Regions from separate parts of the Mus musculus genome. Here regions 1 and 2 are each linked to region 3. A link is a contact called in ENCODE POLR2A ChIA-PET data. All regions are on one chromosome and are shown on one strand. The core of a region is the stretch at or near the end of the contact, and the rest is flanking DNA. Distances in the headings are between cores, read along the strand shown. Region 1 holds the start of H3f3b (H3.3 histone B). Region 2 holds the start of Sap30bp (SAP30 binding protein). Region 3 holds the start of Itgb4 (integrin beta 4).

Region 1 (2,700 bases), core at 87-2,586, 50 kb before region 3:
CCCCTTTGGTTGGTTTTTAAGACAGAGACTCACTAAGTAGCTCTGGCTATTCTGTAATTTCTATGTAGACCAGGTTGGCCTCAAAGCCACCTGCCTCTGTCTCCAGGTTGCTGGGATTAAAGAAATGTGTGTGCCAGCATGCCTGACAACTTCTTATTAACTCTAAGTACATTGAAATAAAATATTTTGTGATGGCCTGAATTAAACATGCAAAAATAGGTATTTGTTGTTTTGTTTTGAGACACGGTCTCCCTGGGTAGCTTTTGCTGGTGTGGTCCTGCCTTTAAACTCACATGGCTTTGCCTGCCTCCAGAGCGCTAGGATGCAAGGAACAGTCCCCTTTTGTTGTTTTTTGTTTTCTTGAAACTGTTTTATATATCCTAGACTGGCCTTGACTTAAGTAGCTGTGAATGACCTTGAATTTTGGATCCTGATTCCATCTCTGATATTACCTTCATGCACCTGGAGCTTGGTTTATGTAGTCCTGGAGAAAAAACAAACAAACCAGGATTTATAAAAGACAAGATCTCTGTAGGTAGGTCTGCTTGGCCTGGAACCCCCCACCCCCTGTGGATCAGGCTGGCCTCATGTTCACAGAAATCTGCTTGCCTTTGAGCTTCCTAAAAGCTGAGATTAAAGGCCTGCAGCACCACCCAACTCGGAAATAATTTTTTTGAATTTTGATTCTTTGTGTCTATTACCCTTCCCCATCAAACAATTGCTTTATGCTTTAGAATGTGTATGCATTTACAGTGCACAAAACACTATATGCTGTAAGATGACTGACTGGATTACATTTCTCATACTATATTAAACGATGAAAATTACAGAAAGTAAATTATTCAGGGAATAATTTCATCCTACATTAAAATAATAGTAATAATTACTATTATTATATTTACGCAAAATCTCTCTAAAATGGTCTCTTGATGCAAAAAAGTCGTAGACTCTTGCCGACCCAACTTTCTTAAATTCCAGGAGACTAGTGCAATTCATTTGCATTGACTTTCTATTGTAGAGCTTTGGAACCAAGAGAAGGATCCAAACATAGCTCCATTTTATCCAATCAGAAGAGCTCCCTAGTGCTAAACTCTGATTCGTCTGTTCCTCTTTGCATCCAGCCAATCCTGAAGCAATTGTAACAGCCAATCAGTGGCCTGAACACCGGCCAATCAGGAAACGGCCCCGAAGTACGGCCTTTGTGTCGGGAGATGTCAGCGCGTCGGCGAAAGCTCCCGCCAATCGAAAAAGTCGTTGGTGTATGCAAATCAGGGTTCTGTGACGCACTGACGCAGCGTGCAGCGTCTCTATAAATATGGAGGCGTCGGGGGGCTTGGAGCGCAGAGCGGTTTGGTCGTTCGTTGGTGGAGTATCTGCCCGTTCTGCTCGCCGATTGCGGCTCTTGTTCGAGCGCTTCCAGCGTCGCCTCGGTCTCAGCAAGGGCCCCAGACTCGGCTTTGGGTGAGTTCGCGGCTCTGCCGGCGGCCGGAGCCTCCCTGGCTTTTAGGACCGCGGTCGCTGGCAGCCGACGGTCTGGTCGGTGAGGCAGCCCGGGAGGTCGAGTTCGGTCGCGTTCCGCCACCTCCGTCCTGTCTGCTTCCCGGTGGTGACTCACAGGTCCCGCCGCGGTGTTTCCGGCCGCCCGTGGAGCGGGAAGTTGCTCCTCCCCGCGCTCCCCCTCCCGGGGGAGGCCGCAGCCCGGCGCAGCCTGAGTCATTAGGGGAGGGGGAGGAGGCGGCGGCCGCCATCTGCTGCGGCGAGGAGGGGCGCCTGGCAGCCGGAGCCCGGTGACCTGGCCTTGAACGTCGCTTGTCTCGCAGGTGAAAAAAAATGGCCCGAACCAAGCAGACCGCTAGGAAGTCCACCGGTGGGAAAGCCCCCCGCAAACAGCTGGCCACCAAGGCGGCTCGGAAAAGCGCGCCCTCTACCGGCGGGGTGAAGAAGCCTCACCGCTACAGGTAGGCAGAGGGCTGGGAACAATGACTTGGCCGCCGGCTTGCGGGCGGGCGCTCTCTCCCTTCTCCCTGACCGTTGACGCCTTCCTTCTTCTGGTGACTGCAGGCCAGGGACCGTGGCTCTGAGAGAGATCCGTCGTTACCAGAAATCGACTGAGCTGCTCATCCGGAAGCTGCCATTCCAGAGATTGGTGAGGGAGATCGCCCAGGATTTCAAAACCGACTTGAGGTTTCAAAGTGCAGCCATCGGTGCCCTTCAGGTAAAGGGACAAAAGGCTTGGTGGCACTCGGGGCGGCGGCTTGATTGCTCCAGTAGGAGTGTTAATGCTGTTGCTCTTGTCCTCAACAGGAGGCTAGCGAAGCATACCTGGTGGGGTTGTTTGAAGATACCAATCTGTGTGCCATCCACGCCAAGAGAGTCACCATCATGCCCAAAGACATCCAGTTGGCTCGCCGGATACGGGGGGAGAGAGCTTAAGTTGAAGCGGTTTTTATGGCATTTTGTAGTAAATTCTGTAAAATACTTTGGTTTAATTTGTGACTTTTTTTGTAAGAAATTGTTTATAATATGTTGCATTTGTACTTAAGTCATTCCATCTTTCACTCAGGATGAATGGGAAGAGTGACTGACTGTTCACAGACCTCAGTGATGTGAGCACTGTGGCTCAGGAGTGACAAGTTGCTAATACGCAGAAGGGATGGGTGATACTTCTTGCTTTTCATGATGCATGTTTCTGTATGTTAA
Region 2 (2,700 bases), core at 179-2,678, 41 kb after region 3:
AAGGAAAGAAAGAAAAAGAAAAGACCAGGGGTTGTGCCAGGAATGGCGGTGCACACCTTTGAACCGAGCACTTGGGAGGCAGAGGCAGGAGGATCTCTGAGTTCTAGATCAGCCTGAGTTCCAGGACAGTCAGGACTAGAGGGAGATCCTGTCTCAAAACAAACAAAAACAGGGGTATTGGAAGATGACTCTTATACGAGTGCATAATGTACAGGGTTTGGTGTCCCATGCTTTTAATTCAAGCTCTCTGGAGACAGGGCCAGGCAGATCTCTGTAAGTTTGACAGTTCAGTTTCCAGTACCCACATCAGGCAGCTCACAAATGCCAGTTTCAGAAGAGCTGATGCCTCTCTCTGTCCACCATGGGCAGAACTCACATGCAAGGCCCACTCCATATGTACAGATGTATATGAAAAGAAAATCAAGCATTAAATTCATGTTCTAATATTTTCAGGACAGGCTGGGGAAGTAACAAAGTAGTGGGATGCTTTCCTAAGAGTGTAAGGCCCTGGGTTTGGTTCCCAGCAGTTCCAAAGGTTGGGGAACTATTACATGCTGTTGGCCTATTAGGGCAGTTAAAGTCTTCTCCTCTTTGAACCAGCCCAACAGGTCGTTTAAACTCCTGTTTTGACATACCACACACATCTCTATCTTGTTTCATGTGCAACCTCAAAAACGCCTTCTATGCACAAGACTGTCTTCCTCATTGTTTTGCCCCTACTTTGCAGATAAGAAGACCCAAAGCTCTGGTATATCAGGTAATTTGCTTCCTTCAAGAAATCTGTTCCCTCTATGCTTCGCAGTCTGAGGGCAACCGATAGGCTTTTAAAACTCACCAAACAACAGAATCACCCTACCGCCTTAAAAGGCTTGTCTAGCATATTCTATGAAAAAGCCCAGAATTATGCACTTAGGAGAGATGCATTTTTAAAAACTCTAGGGCAGACTTAGAAACGATTCCTTAAAAGTTACCAACTTAACGAAACACAAGTTTTACTATCCTCCAGGTACATTTCACTCCTCTCTTCCCCATCAAACAACGAGACAGTGATGTCTCGACAGATGCGTACCCCCCTTGGTCCACCCTCTGGCCAGCATGACGCCTTGCGTAGAGGATCGCAGAAAGAGAGATCACTCGTACTGTAGTAGAGGTTCTAATGCTCTGTCTGACCTAGGACATCCACTGCGCTTTGGGGTTCCAAGACCCGATACCTGGAGCACAAAGAGCATCTTCTCCCCATGCCCCGCTAGAGAGGTAGCATTTGGTAACCATAACAGACCCTCCCCTTTCCAGCTCAAGTCTCACCAGTCGCTCCGCCTACAGCGTCGACTCCAGTTTCGCCATCAGATTCAGGGTCTGAATATTCCGCATAAATTGCAAGAGACGACAAAACATTTTTCTTCCCCGCCATCTTACTCCCACAGCGCGGTGTGGCTCAGGCCTATGACTCATAAGCCAATTTAGGGGCGAGAAAACCAACTTCTTCCGGATCCCAGGAGACTCCGCGCCCGAATGACAACCAATCAAAAGGGCTGTGTCTGGGCATGGCTCCGCCCCCATGCTCAGCTCTTGGAAACGTCATCAGCACGGGACGGAAGTAAGGTCTTGCGGCTTCTACTTCGCTGACTTCTCGGGCGGTTTGGCTTCTGAGTTCGAGTTAGGGAGTAGTGTTCTTTGGAAAGCTGCAGAGCCAACCGAAAAGAGCCTGGGGTCTGACATCTTGGAGAGCATTTGTCTGGCAAAGGGCGAGAGCTGTTGACTTGGGGGCTCAGAGGAGGAACGGGGGGTCGGCGTCCTTGATGAATGGTATCTATGGCTTCGCTTCTAGAACAAGGACCCTAGAAAAAGGATTCCAAGTTCTCTGGTCGACTTTGAAGACGTTTGTGGGCTTTGTTGTGGTCCGATTTGTAGCTCTGTCCACCTGACCTGGAAAGTTCATTGTTTTTATTTTTATTAAAGGGAGAAGTAATGTTAATCCCTCAGGAATGTATTGCGTGAAGCAATTCAGCCTTCACTTTTACTGCTGGGGAATGAGATATTTAAGTGTAACATAGCAGCTTACTCGGCAGGAGAAACATAGGCTATATTTTAACGTGGAGCAGAGGGTTTTTTCGGGATTGCCTTTGCCCACCTTTGCGTTAACCTTTTGGCTGCTGCTTTTTGCAAAGATGAGCGCCCGTCCTTTCTCCACTCCCTTCGACCGGGAGCGGCGAGTCCGGAGCACCCTGAAGAAAGTCTTTGGGTTTGATTCTTTTAAAACACCTTTACAAGAGAGTGCGACCATGGCTGTAGTGAAAGGTAACATACCAAGCTACCTGTTTTGCAGACTGCTGGCGGTACCGTAGTAGCTCTGTGGCACAACACCCTCTTAACTTCCTACCTCCTCACCCTTTGGAAATCTTTGAAAACCACTGGTTTGGAATTCTTTCGTGACCAAAGCTAGTGGGTATTTGCTGGGAATCTATTTGTTTATTGATGGTCTATGTAGCCCTGGCCGGCCTGGAATTCTCTATATACATCAAGTTGGCCTCAAATTTGAGCCGGTCCTTCTGCCTCTGGATTATTAAGTACTGGTATTACAGGTGTGGGCTATCATAACCTACAAATTTTGGACAGAACCACTCACACTTCTGGTTTTTTCATAGCCAGACTGACAGTCTGTCTTTGACTTCTGTTCCTAGATTCCCATTCTTGTCCCTG
Region 3 (2,856 bases), core at 113-2,612:
ACTAGGACTGAGGATGCCATCACAGAGTGTGTAGCCATGGCAGGCTGGGCCAGACAGGACAGCAGTTCTTGAAGCTGTAACAGCCCCTTGCCTACCCTGTCAGCTATTGGAAGTCAGAGTTAAGGAGTCAAACGCTCATTTTCTGCTGTCCATTCTCTCAGCCCCCAGGAGACTCGATTTTCACTTTTAGTGAGGGTAGAAACAAACGTGCCATCTGGGTTGAACCTATGCTCAGGGTGTGGCAAGTCTGTCAGGAAGAAGGAAGAGGTCTGCCCCTACCCTTGGGAGCCACCTGGAGTCCCGGGCCACAGTGACAGCCAGAAGGCTCCTCCAAGGATCGTGGGAAAGAGTGTATGGCGGGGCCAAGTGCTCGCGGGACTGCTGGATGAGATTCTGAAAGGTCCCCCAAACAAAGGTGCCTGGAGCGGGCTTTGGGAAGAGAGCAGGCTGCGGGCCAGCCAAGAGGAAAATCAGGGACTCCCCACGCCTGACATGCACCCGGGTCACCACACAGCAGGTCCTGTCAAGCCGGACAAGAAGGGGGCTTGCTGCAAGGTAGTTAAGTTGTTCCTCTACTGTCTTCAGATTCAGGGGAGGTAGCACTCAGAGGGCTGGTGAGCCCCCAGCCTCTACCCACTCCTATTACCCACCTACCCAGTGTCCTTTTCTAGCAGGGGTATCTGATGTTCACCATTCTTTCCCTAGATCCCAACTACCCCGCTCCCAGCTGTCCCCTTCCCACATCCTGGCAGGGTTGGCACCTGTCCTGGCAGCATGGGCAGAGGGAGCCAGGGCCTGCCAATCTTCAGGGAAGGGAAGGGAAACAAAAGCCCCGGGCGGGAGTGGGTATTCACTTTCCTCTCCAGCCCTGTTGTCCCGGGGCACCGGGGCGGGCGGTGTGCCCTCGGATCTGCAGCGGGACCTGCACCTACCTTAGTGAGACTACCTCGGACTTGGGCTGCGTTGGGTCGAGCTGAGCGCGCGGGCGAGCCCGGCGGGACAGCAGGGCGGGCGGCGGCGGGCGGGAGCCAGCAGCGCTTTATGGACGGGCGGCGCAGGTAGGAAGGAGGCGCTGGTGAGTCAGGCGGACTGCATTCCTGCGCGCTGCGCGCACCTGTCGGGGCAGGAGCTGGGGTGTCGCCGCAGCCGCCAGGCCCGCCCCCCGGAAAGGGCTGCGGCTCAACCGGCGCCGGCCCCGAGCCCCGAGCCGCCGCGGAGGGGGCTGGAGGAGGAGCCACTCTTCCCTGCAGCACAGACCGGGGCTCCGTCTTCCCCACCCGTCCAGGCTCCCAGATCGGGTCCCCGGGCCGCTCCGGGTCGCGGGTCCGCTTCTTAATACAGTGAGCCCAGCTGGGTCAGTCCCGCTGCCTCGACGGTCATCGGGTCGTGCACCACCCTCTCCGTGTCAGCGCGAGGATAGGTCGTGCCCCAAACTGGTAGGGAGACTTAGCACTCTTGGACTGCTGGCCACTGGGTTCTCTCTGCCTCTACTAGAGGAACCGATAGGCAAGGACTGGGGCCTCTAGGTTTCTTCGGATACTCAAATCTCCTTAAAATGTAATTGTAGCCATCAAGAGGCCACGTGACCTAGTGTGGAGTAGCACTCATGGATTGTTACAGTGTTGGTGACAAGCTGATTCACAAATCTTACTCTTGCGGCAGGCTCTCGAGTGCCTTCAGGCCCCGTTTCTGTTTAATAATGAGTCCGTTGAGGCGCTGCAAGAACCCAACTCTAGTCTCACCAGGTTAGCTAATGCTCACCGCTGGCACTGGACCTCCTCAACCCGTGGGGGCTTCAAGCTCGCCAAGTGTCAGAGCCAGAGTATGCAGTCTGAAACTCAGCCAGATTTATCCTTATATTTGAAGACCCTGAACTAATGTTACAAGATCTTTAGTTTTCTTCGGCTTTGCCACATCCTCTGTTGGTTTCTAAGTCTGGTCGGAGAATATGGCCTTTTCCCACTGTGTAGTCCAGGCTAGTCTTGAACTTGGGGTAATTCTTCTGCCCCTGCCTTGCAAGTGCTGGGATTACAGGCATCCATCACCACACCTGTCCTTTTATTATCTTCCTTTTGATTCGGTGCTTGGTATGGAACATAGGTCTTCATGCGTATCAGCCATGTACTCTACCACTAAACTAGACCTCCAGACCAGAGTATGGCTTCTTTATGGCATTTGCTATACTGGTTTGAAATGATCATCCCACTGGACTGTGGACTCGGAGAACCCATGTTTTCTGCCCCAACCTGGGGTAATCCAAGTTAGGAGAGGTGGAGAGGCCTATGCCCAGGTCTGGGCTAGAGAGAAGGGAGGTTTTTGTTTTTTTGGTTTTTTTTTTGTTTTTTGGTTTTTTTTTCACCAGCCCAGCCCCAGCCCTGGTGCCTGGTACATAGAGGAGTTAAAAAAAAAAAAAAAAAAAAGTGTGATTGGGTAAGATGTCTTAATGGGTCAAGGTGCCTGCTGACAAACTTCATGACTTGAGTTTGATTCCTGGTGGGACTCATTGTCACAAGGTCTCTGTGGTGTGTACATCCATCCCACCCTCTCACATAAACAAATGAGTAAAACGAGTCTGTTGGGGCACTGCTGTTGTGTAGCAGGCCTTTCATCCAAGCACTCAGGAGGCAGAGGCAGGTGGATCTCTGTGAGTTCAAGGTCAGCCTGGTCTACATGGAGAGCTTCAGGCCAGCCAGGGCTATATAGATTTTGCTTCAAACATAATACAAATAAAAATGATTTTTAATAGCCCTGTCAGCCCTGTCCAGCCATCTGAGGGCTGTTCTGCACAGGCCAGGTCCCCAGGGAGACTTCCTCCTGAATGTGGGGGCACTGGGGAAGGAGCCCAGTATGTTTTCG

What was found. ChIA-PET counts read pairs that join two places held with the same protein, here RNA polymerase II (POLR2A).
Region 1: POLR2A ChIA-PET joins it to region 3 with 43 read pairs in embryonic stem cell. The contact joins the promoter of H3f3b here to the promoter of Itgb4 in region 3. POLR2A ChIA-PET finds 5 or more read pairs at or near these places in 4 of 5 experiments (Patski and embryonic stem cell).
Region 2: POLR2A ChIA-PET joins it to region 3 with 6 read pairs in embryonic stem cell. The contact joins the promoter of Sap30bp here to the promoter of Itgb4 in region 3. POLR2A ChIA-PET finds 5 or more read pairs at or near these places in 5 of 5 experiments (Patski and embryonic stem cell).

The regions. Positions count from the first base shown.
Region 1 is chr11:116,023,140-116,025,839 of GRCm38, reverse strand. It overlaps H3f3b (H3.3 histone B), which reads left to right and starts at 1,336. Exons shown (of 4, transcript NM_008211.3): 1 at 1,336-1,461; 2 at 1,821-1,958; 3 at 2,062-2,215; 4 at 2,305-2,700. The coding sequence starts at 1,831. The coding sequence ends at 2,433.
Region 2 is chr11:115,932,387-115,935,086 of GRCm38, reverse strand. It overlaps Sap30bp (SAP30 binding protein), which reads right to left and starts at 1,428. Exons shown (of 11, transcript NM_020483.3): 1 at 1,306-1,428. The coding sequence starts at 1,411. It overlaps Recql5 (RecQ protein-like 5), which reads left to right and starts at 1,595. Exons shown (of 19, transcript NM_130454.2): 1 at 1,595-2,298. The coding sequence starts at 2,169.
Region 3 is chr11:115,973,231-115,976,086 of GRCm38, reverse strand. Itgb4 (integrin beta 4) reads right to left here and starts at 1,362. Exons shown (of 40, transcript NM_001005608.2): 1 at 933-1,362.